2 separate regions of the Homo sapiens genome follow, and region 1 is linked to region 2. A link is a loop called in an ENCODE intact Hi-C map of the cell type or tissue named here. Cell type or tissue: IMR-90. All regions are shown on one strand. Each heading gives the region's core, and the rest is flanking DNA. Links, peaks and the distances in the headings are about the cores only.

Region 1 (8,341 bases), core at 227-8,226, 52 kb before region 2:
ATCATTAAGTCAGTAAAACAGAAACAATAAGATCGACCTTATCTTACACTTTAAAGGGTCAAAGGTAAACATCAAGAACCATGCTGGCTTGGAAACATATATGCATTTACTGAGTCTTCATTGAGTACCCTCCTGGGCTGCACACTCAGGATTAAACAATGAGCAAAACTCATAGAATTCCTGCCCTCATGAAGCTCACAGTTTAAAAATGGGGAAGATTGACATGAATCAAATGTTACATAAACAAATGTAAAATTGCTGCCTCAATATATGCATGGTGCACAGTAGAGGGATTTGATCTAATCAGGAAAGTTTCTCTGAGGAAATTATGTTGACACTGAGATCTCAGGGTTGAGTAAGAGTTGATGAGGTGCAGAAGGAAGAGAAGAGAGTTCTAGGTGAAGTATTCAACAGACATGAGACTTGTGGGCGGAGGTGTGGAGAGGACAAGGCACTGAGGAGGCCAGCATGGCTGGGGCAGGGGAGGCTGCACTTGGATGCAGGAGAGGTGTATTAGTCCATTTTCACGCTGCTGATAAAGATATACCAAGACTAGGAAGAAAAAGAGGTTTAATTGGACTTACAGTTCCATATGCCTGGGGAGGCCTCAGAAGCATGGCGGGAGGAAAAAGGAGCTTCTAACATGGTGGCAGCAAGAGAAAAATGAAGAAGAAGCAAAGGCAGAAATCCCCTGATAAACCCATCAAATCTCATGAGGCTTATTCACTACCAGGAGAATAACACAGGAAAAACTGGCCCCCATGATTCAATTACCTCTCCCTGGGTCCCTCCCACAACAAGTGGGAATTCTGGGAGATACAATTCAAGTTGAGATTTGGGTGAGGACACAGTCAAACCCTATCAAGAGGGAACAAGGAGTCAGACCTCACCCTACTCATCTGTCTCTAATAAAGGAAGAGAAGAAAACATTTTATATGCTTATGTGAAATCAGTGGTTGCCAGGGAATAGAGTCTGGGGTAAGGATTAACTATGAAGGGGAATGAATGGACTTTTGGGGATGATGGGCTGTTGTGTATCTTGACTGTGGTGATGGCTACAAAACTGTATGTGCTCATCAGAACTTATAGAACTGTGGACTGAACAGGATGAATTTTACTATAAGTAAATTATGCCTCAATAAACTGGACCTTTTTTTTTTTAAAAAAAAAAGACACTTTTATGCAGGCACTTTAACAGAGGGGTACCATAACATAGTGAATTTTTCTATGATATGGGTTTTGGATTTCATCCAAACAGGTGTAATTCCTGTCACATCAAAAGAAGACTGTCATCACGAGGCTTAAGCTGTCCAGTGGTTATCTGTAAGTAAAACCTCCCAGTCAATGATAGTGAGCTGTGTGTGTGTGTGTGTGTGTTTTGGTGGGAGAGATAAACACATTTCAAAGTAAATTAAATTTAGTAGAGTTTTTGGTATTAAAGTAACAAATTTTCATAACTTTGCAAAACACAAAGGGAAGGAACATTTTAGAGGTAATGAATCAAGTGACTATGTAATATAAATGCTCTTTTTTGATTGCTCTGTTTTTATTCTGAAAAGTTTGTTGTATAAATACGATTCTAAGATAACAGTGATGCTTAACAATGGAATTTAAAAGACTATTATTTTGTTACAAAACCTTTAACAGATATAAAGCAAAACAGGTTTTCCTAACTCAGAAGCTGATATAGTACTTGAGATATTATCCTTAGGCACGACACTGATGCCATTAAGCTTTTGTGAAATTAAAGATTTGAGAAGAACATTGATCATTGCAGCATTGGACTTCAACAGCTGAGCTCTCAAGGTTTTCAATGTAAGATGTTGTTAATGAAAATGAAATGTATAGTATTCCACTATATAAATATGCTACCATTGATTTATTCATTACAAAGCAATGGGAATGACAGCCCACAACTACACACAATACTGTGAATTGACCTCATAAATAAAAGAAGGCAGGTACAAAAGTATATACTGTATGATTTCACCTATGTAAAGCATCAAACCTGGAAAAGCTAGTCAATGCTATTGCAGGCCAGTGCAACAGTCCCCTTGCAGGGCAGCAAGGGGATCTAGTGACTGAAAGAGAGCATGTTGTGGATTTCTTGGTATGGATAATGTTCTATTTATCTGGGATCTGGTTACATAAACGTGTTCAGTTTGTTATTCATCAAGCTATACACTTATTTGCATTTATATATATGCTATACTTCAATAAAAAGGTTTTTTTAAAATAAAAAAGAAATATATGGCACAATAGCAGAAGACCGTGTCGTAAAACAGAAAATTAGGACATTAGCCTACACTTCTCATGATCACCGATTGCTCTAACAAAAGGCTACTATACACTTGACAACAGAACTGTCCTATCTGAGCAGATGCCCCTCTTTGGTTATTTTTTAAATTTTTTAAATTAACAGATAAAATTGTATGTATTTACTGTGTACTACATGATGTGAAGTATATATACATTGTGAAATGATTGAATTTAGCTAATTAACGTATGCATTACCTTGCAGAGCTATTTTTGGGATAACACTTGACATCCACTCTCGGCATTTTTCAAGAATACAATATGTAATGAACTATAGTCGTCCAGTTGTACAGTAGATGCTTTCAACTTATTCCCAACCACCTTATTCCCTGGTAACCATCATTCTACTGGCTACTTCTATGAGATTACATAGAAGTAGACTCTGTGTCTAAATGAGACCATGCAGTATTTGTCTTCCTCTGGCTGGCTTATTTCATTTAACATCATGTCTTTCAGGTTCATCCATGTTGTCACAAATGTCAGGATTTCTTCTTTTTTATGGCTGAATAGTACTCCGTTGTGTATGTATACCACATTTCTCTTCATTCATTCATGTATTGATGTACACTTAGGTGGATTCCGAATCCCGGCGATTGTGAATAGTGCTGCAGTAAACATGGAAGTGCTGCTATCCCCTCAACATGTTGATTTCATTTCCTTTGCATATGTACCCAGTAGTGGGATTACTGAAACATGGTAGTTCTATTTTTAATTTTTTGAAACATCTCCACACTGTTTTTCATAATGGCTGTACTAATCTACATTCCCACCAATTGTGTACAAAAGTTGTCTTTTTTTCCATATTCTTGTCAATGCTTGTTAACGTTTGTCTTTTTGATAGTAGCCATTCTAACAGGTGAGAAGTGATATATCCTTATAGTTTTAATTTGCATTTCCTTGATGATTAGTGATGTGCAGCACTTTTAGATATACCTGTTAGCCACTTGTATGGAAGACCCCCTACCCCTCTCTTTGGGCAGGCAGCTTCAGGAGAGGTTCAGGAGCAAGGGAGCACAAAATCAAGCCTAGCAGCCAACAAGGTGACAGACATCATAGCCCAATCACCTTCATGTTCTCATTAAAAGATTTGGGACTTTTACCTAACAAATTCAGTTGCTTAAAAACTGAGCCAGACATTAATATGTCACAGTGTTGGGGCATAGCACTTCTATAGGGCTTGGAAGTTGGAAAATCTGTTTTCTTGTATTTCTCCTGCTTTCACTAATTATAAGCAAATTTATCAAGCACAATTTTATGCAATTCCCTTTGCCAGAAGCTGTGGGGGATGAAAAGATACGTAAGACACAGTTCTTGACTTCAATAAGCTTGTGATTTCATAGGGAGAAAGCCTCACACCATGAAAAGATTAACCAAAAATACATAGCGGTATGTAAAGGTTGAATGGGGGAGTGCTGATTAAATGCAGCTTTTATCATGTGAGGTGAGAGCTTACTGTGGGCAATAAAGGACAGAGAAAGCTTATCAAAGGAAAGTAAACTTGAGTCGGAATTTGAAGGAAAGGATGTAAAGGAATAAGCCAGACATGAAAGTAAGCTAGAGGGGAAATTTCAAGAGAGAGAAATAATGTAAATAAAGATGCTAAGGGATCAATACACAAAGGACATTTAATTGGGATTGCCTCATGGCGCAGAGTCTGAGAAAATATATTCAAAGAAACAGTCCAGCAATTAAAAGTAATTCAAATCTTTGCTGGAATCTTTCAAAGGCTGTCCACAGGGATCTATCCAATTGGTAATCCCAAGCATAATTTCCTATAATATCCTTTTCTACATTTCTTGAGGTCTAATATCTCTCACATATTGCAGCTATAACTAGACCAAGGGTTGGCGAATTTTTTCTGTAAAGAACCAGATAGTAAATATTTTAGTCTTTGCGGGCCGGATAGGATCTGTTGTAATTATTTCACTCTGCAGCTGTAGCCACAAAAGCAGCCATAGACAATATGTTAATGATGGATATGGCTGTGTTTCAATAAAACTTTATTAGCAATAATAGGTGGCAGGCTGCATTTGGCCCGCAGGCCATAGTTTGCATATCCCCGAACAAGACTTATTTCCAATACCCCCAGCAAAGTCAACCTCTCCTCACAACCTAAGTTCTCCTTTTCTTTTTTATCCTTCCCCTGTCCTTTTTCTTGTCTCTCACAGTTAAATTTTATTCCCTATGATGCCAGTTCCTGTTTTTCATTAAGAATCAGGATCAATGGGTAGAGAAAAACAGAATAGGAATCATGACATACCAGGGAAATATTGACCATTTCTAACAAGGAAGAGTGAGTCAACCCAAGGAATATTTTAAGAAAATTAACCTGGCAGCACTGTGTGGGATGGATTTTAGTGGGTATTAGCAGGAAGCAAAGAGACCTATTAAGAGGTTATGGCAAAGAACTGATGCAATAGATGTGGAGTATAAACTAGAATGTCAGATAGGAATGGGAAGAAGGGATGGGCGTGGGACAAAGTGTGACTCAAAGATTAGCTGGAATTGACACTGATTAGATGCAGGGGAAGGAGTCAAAGTCAGTAAGTGGAGGATTCCTGAGATACAAAAGCTGAGTCAGTAGGAAAATATTTGAATCATTTTTGTCTAATTTTTGAGTTCTTCTTTTTGACCCGCAAATGTTAGTGTTCCTCAGGTTTCTTTAGCTTTCTCTTCTCTTCTCTCCTCTTCTCTTCTTCTCTTCTTCTCCTCTTTTCACTTAATAAAATTTTCCTGGGTAGCAGGATTTAAATTCTTGGCTTTGACTATGACTGCTCAGCTGATAATTTCCAAATCTGTTATCTCTAGCCCAAATGTCTCTGGTGAGCTGCAGACCTATTTATTCAACTCCCTAGTTGGTGTTTCCAGGAAACAGGAAGACCCCAAGGCCCCTCAACTCAGGGTCCAGTTGACTTTTGATTTTATACTACTTTCAAGCAAATAAGTTAGCCTGTTACTATTTTATGGATGCAGACAGAAGAAACTGAGTCAGAGACAAAGGTCCTTTTTACTCACAGCACAGCAAGCAGCATGAGCATTAGCATGCTGGCATCAATTACCCTTGCACCCCAAATCCCATGAAGATGAATTGGGGGGCCCGATGGAGGCCTGCACATGCAGTTGATTGTGTTACAAGAAAGGACAGGAAGCTTGAGGAACCTACTATTTTATAGCAGGCAATGAGCAAGCTTGCTGCCTGTTCTGGAAGGAGTCCTTCAAGGTTGCTCACTGCAAAAAGAAGGCTGAGATATGGCCCAGGTAAAGAGTGGTCAAGGCCAGCTGGGCACAGTGGCTCACGCCTGTAATCCCAGCACTTTGGGAGGCCAAGGCAGGCGGATCATTTGAGGTCAGGAGTTTGAGCCCAGACTGGCCAACATGGTGAAACCCCATCTCTATTAAAAATGCAAAAATTAGCCAGGCATGGGGGCGGGCAACTGTAATCCCAGCTTCTCAGGAGGCTGAGGTGCAAGAATCACTTGAACACAGAGGGCGGATGTTGCAGTGAGCTGAGATCGTACCACTGCACTCCAGCCTGTGTGGCAGAGTGAGACCCTGCCTCAAAAATGAAACAAAAGAGTTGTCAAGGCCTTACATTCTTAGCATATTCAGATGTAAAGGATCACAAGAGACCCATGGAAGATTGTTCCAACACTCAGCATGTCCAAAACTGAATTCACCAGCTTCTTCCTTCAACCTGCTCTTCTATTTCCACACTTGGAAAAGGGCGCCATCTCCTATTGTAATCACTCAAACCCCAAATTAGCAGTTATCTCAGGGTCCTCCCTATCACTTTATTTGTTTCCTGTGACTGCTTAACAAATCAGGCCAGGCATGATGGCACATGCCTGTAATTTCAGCTATGTGGGAGGCTGAGGCAGGAGAATTGCTTGAGCCCAGGAGTTCAAGACCACCCTGGGCAACATAGTGAGACCCCATCACCTGCCAAAAAAATGAAAAAGCAAATGATCACAAACTGGATGGCTTAAAACAACATAAACTTATTCTCTCACAGTTCTGAAGGCCAGAAATCTCACTGAAGGCATTGGAGGGCTGTTCTCCCTCAGAAGGCTCTTGAGGAAAATCTGTTTCTTACCTCTCCCAGCTTCTGGGAGCTCCAGGAGCAGCTTAGTTTGTCGTCATATCATGTCCAGCTCTGTCTCTATGGTGACATTGCCTCGTCCTCCTCTCCTGTCAAATCTCCCTTGACCTCACCCTTATGAGGATGCTTATCACTGGATTTAGAGCCTACCTGGATAATCCAGGCTAAGATCATCCTCTCAAAAATCCTTAATTTAATCACATGTTTTGCCATATAAGGTAATAATCACAGGTTCTAAAGATTCGGGTGTGGACATATTTTTGGGGGCCACCCTTCAGTTGACTGCAGCCACCAAGTTCTCTAAACTCTCTGGCATAGTCATTTTTAATGCAATAAATATCCATTGAATTTAGGAGTTAGCTGCATAGAGATAATAGTTAAAGCTATGAAAATAGATGAGTCTCACTTCAGGAAGGAGAAAAGAAGGAACTATTCTTTATGGAGCTTGGAGCTTGGTGTTCTTATATAATTTTTTTTTTTTTTTTTTGAGACGGAGTCTAGCTCTGTTGCCCAGGCTGGAGTGGAGTGACGTGATCTCGGCTCTCTGCACCTCCGCCTCCTGGGTTTAAGCGATTCTCCTGCCCCAGCCTCCTAAGTAGCTGGGACACAGCCACGCACCACCATGCCTAGCTAATTTTTGTATTTTTAGTAGAGACGGGGTTTCACCATGTTGGTCAGGCTGGTCTCGAACTCCTGACCTCATGATGCGCCCACCTTGGCCTCCCAAAGTGCTAGGATTACAGGTGTGAGCCACTGCGCCTGACCCTCTTATAAATTTTTTAAAAAATAATCACGACCAGGCGAGGTGGCTCATGCCTGTTAATTCTCACACTTTGGGAGGCCGAGATGGGAGGATGGCTTGAGTCCAGGAGTTTGAGACCAGCCTGGGCAACATAATGAGACCCATCTCTGTTTTTTAATAAATAAATAAAATAAAAATAAAAATAATCCCACAATTCCTATAAAGGAAGTATTTTATTTCCATTTTATACAAGATGAAACTCCGGTTCACAGAAGGCAAGGAATTTTTGAAATCATTCTGGTAATAAGTGACACAGTCAGGATTCAGATCCAGATCTGAATGAAGAAAAAAAATCCATCATTTTTCTACTGTATCACTCACAATTCAGCAGCCTACCTCTGGAGACATGGTGGCCCCTCAATGCATTTGTCCAATATGTGAGGTGAGTGAGTGTGGAGTAAATGTGGATTTTCTACAGGAATTGGGGCATGAGAAATTCTCAAAAAAATGCTTGTGGCTTAGGTGAAGGACAGGCCAGATGTGGAACACACACGGCCCAGCGTCTGGGTCTATCTGGAAATAACTGCTTGGCACAGCGACTTCTTGCAGGCAGGCTCTTAGGAGTCTGTGTGGAAGGAGACTTGGACAAGCAGAAGTATGCAGAGTTGGAGTGGGGTGGGGAGAGGAACAAGGCAAGGCTGGACGGACAGCAGGGACCAGGTGGGAAACAAGGCAGACACTGAAGACAGCATCTGTGAGGTGAGGCCTGGACACTGGCGTAAGAGATCAGAGTAGGCTGTGGACGATGTTAAATGACTTGACGGTGGTCAATTAGATGGAGAGGGCAAGAACCTTGAAGGTCCTGACACTTGTTGAATGGAACTTAAGTATTCTCAGGAGTGATCAAATTGGAGACTGGACATCAAAAACTATACCTGATATTAAAAACAGCAACAAAAGGCTGAGCTCACACTTGTAATCCCAGCACTTTGGGAGGCCGAGGTGGACAGATCACGAGGTCAGGAGATCGAGACCATCCTGGCTAACACAGTGAAACCCCGTCTCTACTAAAAATACAAAACATTAGCCAGGTTTGGTGGCATGTGCCTGTAGTCCCAGCTACTCGGGAGGCTGAGGCAGGACAATCGCTTGAACCCGGGAGGCGGAGGTTGCAGTGAGCCGAG
Region 2 (8,341 bases), core at 267-8,266:
AATCCAGGCTGCCTGGGGTAACTCCTATCTCACCTCCACATTTTCCTGATCCTCCAGACCTTAGGGTACCCCCTACCCACAGACTCCCACCTACAGAACAGCAGGTACATTGCAACACAAACCCACCAAGGGACAAACATCAGAGAGGATATGAGAACCTGTTCCTATAAAGCATAGGTGGGTCTTACTGGAGTTCTCTGTTTATCAGGCCTCTCTAGGATCTTTACCTTTAGAAACAACTTAGAAAGCAAGAGAGAAAGAGAAGGTGGTAAAGAAAACAGGAGTCTTTAATTCTGGGTCAACTTTCACTTCTTGACACGCAGCAAGGTCTATTAGAAAATGCTACCACAGCAGGAGTTATTGTTTCCTAGGGTATCAGAGAAGAGAGAAACTGATTTAAAGCTGTATATAAGTACATAACATTTTATGTCAATTTTTTGAAATTAAAGTTTAAAAAAGTCAGGTGTTAATGGAACCCAGAGAGCAGGAGAACATTTTCCCTTATTTTTATTTTTTAGAAGGAATCTCGCTCTGTCACACAGGCTGGAGTGCAGTGATGTGATCTCGGCTCACTGCAACCTCTGACTCCTGGGTTCAAGCGATTCTCCTGCCTCAGCCTCCCAAGTAGCTGGGATTACACGTGTGTGCCACCACACCCAGCTAATTTTTGTATTTTTAGTAGAGACGAGGTTTCACCATGATGTCCAGGCTGGTCTTGAACTCCTGACCTCAGGTGATCCGCCTGCCTCGGCCTCCCAAAGTGCTGGGATTATAGACGTGAGCCACTACGCCTGACCAGGACTCGATTTCTTTAAGCTCCTTGTGTTCTCTGTGGCTGATCCATCACCTCTGTGGCATAAGTAAATGTGGGGAAGACTGCTACTTCTTCTAGCTGGTCAGAACCTTTATGGAGACATAGATTAAAAAAAAAAAAAAAACCTTTCCTGCAAGGCTGGATAGCCAGTTATTTTAATGATCTGAAATCACCTAAGATTAAAGTACTTTGAATTTGATTTTGATACATAGTGTTCTATAGAAAGCACAAGCAAAAATAAATAATTCATGAATTACGTAGTACATGTATGATTTACTTACAGCTCAGAACTCATGCTAACTCAGAGAACATCAAACACCCTACACCCTGGCCTGCCATTTAAAGCAGCATTTAGGGGGATGAAGGATAAGACAGAACACAGGAGATGCACTGTAACTTTATATATGGCAATAAAAAACTTACATATTTGCTGGGAAATAAATTGAACAATGATGAACATAAAAGGTGGCTTTGAGAAAACTAGAAGTATCAAGAGATTGACTCCTGATGCCATGAAATAAATCATAATTGAGCCTTTAACAACATGGGGATTCGGGGCACTGACCCCCTGAGCCCTTGAAAATCCACAGATAACTTGACTCCCCCAAAACTTGACTACTAATAGCCTACTGTTGACGGGAAGTCTTACTGATAACATAAACAACACACATTTTGTATGCTATAAGTAGTATATACTGAATTCTTACAATAAGATAAGCAAGAGAAAGAAAATATTATTTAAAAAATCAGAAAAAGGGAATATATTTACTATTTATTAAATGGAAGAAATCATCAGAAAGATCTTCATCCTTGTCTTCATGTTGAGCAGGCTAAGGAGGAGGAGGAGGAGGAGGAAGGAGTTGGTCTTGTTCCAGGAGTGGCAGAGGTGGCAGAAAATCTGCGTCTAAGTGGTCCCACACATTCAAACCCAAGTTGTTCCCGGGTCCACTGTATGTCTGTTATGTTACAGCCTTCTCGCTAGGCTTTTTCCTAATTAATTCTTCATAATATCTTGTGATTTTTTTCAGTCTTTTCTGAATATTCCTGTTTCCTAATAAAATTTTAACTATTAAAAAAAACCCCTAAAATCCCTACAATGATCAGGAGAGGAACATAATTTTGTAAGTTTCCAGTGTATTTACTAGATCATTGTTTTGCAAACATTTTGTTAAATAGCACAAATCTGTCTCCCCCTCACCAGCCATTGTCCCCCTCCTTTAGCCCACAGAGCCTCGGCTGGGAGGCTGTTTCAGGCATGACTCCTTCCTGCTGCTGTGTTACATTAATTGAGTTACCCTATGGGTGATCAAACAGTTGTAGAGGTGTAGGGGTGACATAGTATCTGCCTTGGTTAAACTGTATTTTCCTCACAAAAAAGTGATTATATCAATTAAATAGAGAAAAATAATGAAAAATTACCTTTAAATCCTTTATTAGTTTTATAAAATGCAATCCTTTGCACTCTGGGGACATCAAGGCTAACGAGCACCTTCCACCTGGCCCTAGCCCAGGGGAAAGTGCATGTGTCCTGAACCAGGGCAGGGATCAGATCCTTCATTAGTTATATATCCTCCATTAGTTTATTAGTATATTAGTTTAAATCCTTCATTAGTTTTATAAAATGCAATCCTCTGCACTCTAGGGACATCAAGGCAAATGAGCACCTTCCACCTGGCCCTAGCCCAGGGGAAAGTGCATGTGTCCTGAGCCCGGGCAGGAATCAGATGGGAGGCCTTGGCCACCTGAGGCTGGAATTGACCCTACAATTTCAGTTGAGGTGAATCCTCAATGACGAACAAGCTTGTAGTGAAAAGAGGTTCATTCCCACTAAGTTCTGCCTTTTCCATGAAGCCACCTCAGTTGTAAACACCATCTCACTAATGTCTTTGTCTTTGTTAAAGATAAACATCAACAGTAACACCTCATTCTGAGGGGGAATTGTCATGCATATAATGCCCTCCCTCCACCTCTGTATGGATGGAAATAATCACTCTTCCTGGAAAACCAGTCCTTAACAGAGGTTTTATCTCTTTCCTTCTCTTCAAATGTAACTAATTCTTGTGTGAAACTTCTAGTCAGTTTTGGCCTGCTATAACAAATTACTATGGACTGGGTGGCTTATACTCAATTTATTTCTCACAGTTTTGGAAGCTGGAAGTTCAAGATCAAAGTTCTGGCAGATGTGGGGTCTGATGAGGGTTCTCTTCCTGATTTGCAGATGGCCACCTTCTTGCTGTATCCTCACATGATGGAGACAGAGGTCATTTCTCTCATGTTGCTTATTGAGCACTGATCCCATTCATGAGGGATCCACGCTCATGATCTAATTATGTTCCAAAGGCTCTACCTCCAGATACCATCTCACTGGCGATTAGGGCTTCAATGTATGAATTTGGCGGGGGAGGGGGAAAACATTCAGTCCATAGCAGAATTTATTCCTAAGTTAAAAAAAAAATCAACCCCAGAAATTCTGAAAAGATGAAAGATACTCAGTAGGCTAAGACCATAGAGGTCTGTGAGATCAGGGCTGCCAGCTGTGGTGCAGCATTTGATAACACCAAAAATTAACTATCACACCTGCTGCATGACTAGCCATTGTTGCTCCAGTGACTCAATCATTCTAAGGCTTTGCAAGAGGCATGTTAACCTATGTAGGCAATCAGAGTGGCACTTAGGATGGCACATAAAGGAGACCTCCATCATATTAAATTGCCATATTCAAGCCTGTCTTTAAGGCATGATATCCACACAAAGCAGGTGTGATAGCCAACGTGGCAGGTACCAGGCTGCAGAACTCTTGATAAGATCATAAGACAAACTGACTCCATCGACCATAAAATAAATGGTTCTTTCCCCCGCTTCCCCTCCCTTGAGTTTTTGAGTTAGTCTATGTGATATTATTAGCATCTGTCTTACTCGCTCTTTTAAAACAAATACGACAGTCAGTTACTTTAGGAGAAAGAATAAGTCTTGCCAAACAGAGAGGAAAACTGGGCTCTCTGGAATGTGCAGGCCCCAATGGAATATGAAAAAGTGAAGTAGACCCCCAGTCATTGAAGGAATGCACATAGAGCTCCTCAAAGGGAAATCCTGCCACCCACTCTGTGTGGCATGGGCATTTGGGCATTTTGTATAGCATGAACATCTCCCACAGCCACACACACTACCATGCCAAGCCCAAGCAGCAACCTAGATTATGAGGCTTTTAGGGAGCTTGAACACACAAACAGATGACGTTCACCAATGGTCATGAACAGACTGGATGTTGTGCACCAGTTGTTTTGTGAGTTGGTTCATCTAAAACAGTAGCGTCAGTGGGGTAGGGTCTCCCTGAGATCAGCCCTCAGCATTTGCCACTACAGGGGTTGGAAGAGGGGTACAGGGATGGGAGGCTTGTCATGAAATCTGCTTTAGCTAAGATAAGACCCTCATCCAAGCCTCTCTCTCTGGAGCAAACTACCAGGATCAGGATCAGTCTCCTGCCATGACCTGAAGCGACCAGGGGGCAACTCACCTAAAACGGGACTGAGCCTACAGCGGAGCAGCCTGTGTGGTAGCTGAGAGTGGGTCAGAGAGAACCAGCTAACCAAGGTGTTTATTTCAAAATGCTGAAGTCCTCTGGTCTGCATGACAAGCACAGTACAGTGGACCGAGGGGATTCGGCATGGGCTGAAAGTGATCAGATGTGAGCTTGTACACAATGGCAAATAGGTTTTAATGGATACATTAAGCACCTCTGGCTCATAGATGCTCTCTTGGGGACGATCTGGAGGCTGTATCTGAGCCCAACAGGAAAGAGGACCATGATTAGTGGTCCTACGATTAGTGGGAATATCTTCCATGGACCAGGGATGGAAGTGTGGTGGCACATGTACCCTATACATACCATCTCTGAGCTACATACTGACATTAAAAGCTCTGTGTCTGGAAAAGTAAGTTGGAATCTAATCATGGAAAGCTTTAAATGTTAGACTGAAGAATTTGGCCTTTATTTTGTGGAATTTTGTGGTTTGTCTGGTCAGAACACTAGCTATAAAAATAAAGACAGGAAATGCCTTCAGCAGGATTCACACTCTGCACCTGCCGGAGGAGCTATGCAGCACCCTAGTGTCTTACGCTCAGTCGTGTCTCACATTTAAATCACCTGACGGTCTTCCAGTTTGCAAGCCTGCTGCAGGTATTAGAAAAACACTGATGAACTGAGTGTTGGAAAATGACATTATCAGAAGGTATTCTAGGCAGGGATGTGAAAGTTGGATTGAAGAAAGGAGAAAAAAGGGTAGAAGCTGCAATACTAGTTAAGAAGCATTGAAAATCTCCATTTAAGAGTCATACATACCTTGACTAGAACTGTGAAAATAGAAAAGAGGGAAAGAGCTAAGAGATGTTGCAGAAGTGAGCCATATTAGTTTAGCTTGGGTGTAGGGGAGAGAGAAGAGAGACTTCAAAAGTGATGTCAAAGTTTTAAACCTAAGGGACTGGGGAAAGACTGCTGGTCCTATGAACAGAAATAGGGAATTCAAATAAATGAACAAATTTAGACTGGCCTGTGGGGAGGTGGGGAGGAAGGAGATGAGTGGATGCATTTTAGAACCCAGTTATTTTTTGATGATGCCACTGTTACAGACAAACCCACTCACACACAGCCTTTCCCAGACAAAAGACATTGTGTCTTGTCCTATCTTTCCCAGACATCCAAGGGAGGACATCCAATTAGGACAGCTGGCTGGGTTAAAGGTTCAGTCTGTGGCCATGGACTAAAGCCAAATTAACTGGGATGGAATCTGTGCCCTTGACCAAAAGAGCAAAGGACTAACTGGTAATCAGTTTCGGCCATTTCTGCTGTAACATCTAATCAGATATTGGCTTCCTGTCCTCAGCCTTCTTGCCAGCTGGATGGTCACCTTGCCTTACTGCCTGTCCCAGCTATGGGTAGATGTCACACTGAACGTGTTCATCTTTCAGCTGTCTTCTCATCTCTCTCAGTCAAGGGTGAGAATGGATCAGGGAGTGGGAGAGTTTGGCTAGGTCAACAGAGAAGCGTGTGTAATGCCATGCCGGATGCCTGGTAGTGGTGCACTCTGCCTGTCCATCCAGTTTCTGAGTCCTGCTTTATGATGCCAGACTGGAGTTTGCAAATAGTAGTTCCTGCATATCCTCCACCTAATATTTTCTTGTAGATGCTTGATGCCAAGACCCTGTCTCACCTGTTGAGTCCTGGTTCTGTTATCATCAGTTAGCTTAGTAGCTTGATACAAACTTTATTATTTTTCATGATTCCATGGGTTGACTGGGCTCAGATGGATGTCTCACAGGACTCTTATGCAGCTGTGGATGGGTCTGGAACATCCAAGATGCTTCATTCCTATATCTGGCCCTTGGCAAAGAGAGCTGGAAGCTGTGCTCAGCTGGGCTGCTGATGACTGAGTCTCTTGCTCTCACTATGTAGTCTCATGGCCTCTCCTCTTCCATATGGCCTCCTCACAGGGTCTCCCTAGCAGGGTAGCTGAACATCTTACACGGCACCCAGGGATCTCCAAAGCACAAAAGCAGAAACTGTCATGGCTTCTGATGACTTAGGCCCCAGACAGGCACATCTCCGCCAATTCTGTGTTGTTCTGTTGGTTAAGTGGATCATAGAACCAGCCTCGATCGGGAGTTAGGAAAAGACTACGTAACCATGTGGATTTGGGGAGGCTCAATTCATTGCAGACACCAAATGTGTTACTACCTCACGCAGAATATAATCCTTTCAGGGATTCTGTGAACTGCACCCCACACCCTCTGACCTCAACTCCACCTTCCCTTCCTCCCTCCCCTCTCTCTGGCAATACTGACTTCTGCTTTCCTTTTGTGGGCTGGAAGAAGGCATTCAGGGAGGTGGTGCTGGGAACCTGAGTATTCCCCGACACATAGGAATCATTTAGGAAGACTAGTAATGTTAAGGGAATCTAAGAGAGGGAAGAATGTTTAAGAACACTGAGGATGTGGAAAACTTCCTGTTGTAGTTCTAATCCTGTTAGGGTTAGAACATAGAGTAACTACTGGGGTATTGTGTAAGGTCAGGCAAAACAGACAAGGAGGGGCCAGGTCATGAAGAAAATTACATTCCAACCTAAGGAATTTCAGTTTGGTTTCCTAGACATTGAAGGGTTATAAACAGGGAAAACTTGATCAGATTTGCATTTTAGAAAGAACACTCTGGCAGTTTGGGAAATACACTAGAAAGTGAAGAGATTAAGAAGGAGGTAGACCAGTTAGGACCAAACATTAAGCAAGACATGGTGAAGGTCTTAGCTCAGCATGCCCCACACCCCTAGGGTGTGTGAGTCTATGGGCAAATTTGGAGTCTGGTGGGGGAGGCATGTCTGTATAATCAATTTGATTTGAAATGTATTATAAAATTTATGAACCTATGAAAGGTGATTAACTGATAAAGATTTAGAAAATGGGTAGAGGGTACACATAGCCATTTTCTATCCAATCAGTGCATTGAAAAATTCTTCGTAATGTCCAGGCCCCATCAGCTCCTGTTCAGGTCTCGGAACTATCTCCTCATACTCTTTATTGTTAAATATGCTGTTCCTGGCTAATTTATATCTCCCACTGAAAGAAAAAAGTAGCACTGTAGTTATTACTCACAATGGCATGGTTCTTTGCAAGCTATTTGTATAGAAACAATGTAGATCTTTTTCCTCTTCCAGTTTCCTAGTACCAGTTATTTTGTGCTGGTTACATTCTTACTCATGACATGACATCATCCATCATGTTGACTGTGAATGCTGATTTCCAGTGACTCTCTCAGAGGTTGTTATGGTGCTTCCTTGATGATGACCACAAATGCGCCTGTTACCCAGGGCGTGCAGGAAAATGTGAGCAATAATCTGATTTTCTGCTCACGTTAAATTTATTGTTCAGACTTTTATACCACAAATGTAAATTAACACATATTCCAATCATGTTTTCTTTTGAACTCTTGAGGCCATAATCATTGCATTCCTAGAATGTCATCTCTTTTAATTTTGGACACACTTCTGCCTCCCACACTGCTTTCTGTAGGGAAGAGAGGAAAGGAACCTCTAGGCTTGGCAGGAAAAGTACAATCCCATTCATCCAAGGAATATCTATCATCTGTCAGACCTTAAGACCAACCTGGGAGAGCACAGCATCACCATATCCATCAATCAGAGGCAACACTGTGCAGCAACAGCCTCAGAAGCTCTCAGAAGAAACAGACCTGGGGTCACCCCAGAGGACTTCCTGACATGTGTTATCCTAGCCTGTAAAAGGTGTGGTGGGACTGGTAGTAAAAGATTCTGTTAACACTCTCCTTACCCTTGGGTGCTAGAGACCAGAGATAGGATTGCAAGGTAACAAGTGCCAATGCACAGGCCCATGTATGTCACACAGGCCAGTAGGAGCAATCTGCTTCCCTCCTGGAACAGGGGCCCAGCCACAGGACCCCAGAACAACCCCACAGAAGCATGGTTCAGAGTTCCTTGGGGCAACTGGTTGACCACATATGTC

Evidence for each region. Peaks named below come from ENCODE experiments on the same cell type or tissue, not always from the same donor. Only the 100,000 strongest peaks of a DNase experiment are listed, where the experiment ranks them.
Region 1: it touches region 2 in a loop (2.0-fold over the local background); 5 of 110 quality-filtered maps call a loop at or near these places.

What each region holds. Positions count from the first base shown.
Region 1 is chr12:76,325,786-76,334,126 of GRCh38, reverse strand. No RefSeq gene overlaps it. Among named protein-coding and RNA genes, the nearest start is that of BBS10, 18 kb to the left of the region's middle. In IMR-90, for the core only: no CTCF peak of the experiment used is centred there; a DNase peak (open chromatin) is centred at 4,786; H3K27ac peaks cover 175 bases.
Region 2 is chr12:76,274,199-76,282,539 of GRCh38, reverse strand. All of the region lies in intron 1 of LNCOG (lncRNA osteogenesis associated), which reads right to left. Among named protein-coding and RNA genes, the nearest start is that of LNCOG, 18 kb to the right of the region's middle. In IMR-90, for the core only: no CTCF peak of the experiment used is centred there; DNase peaks (open chromatin) are centred at 4,869 and 7,579; H3K27ac peaks cover 1,031 bases.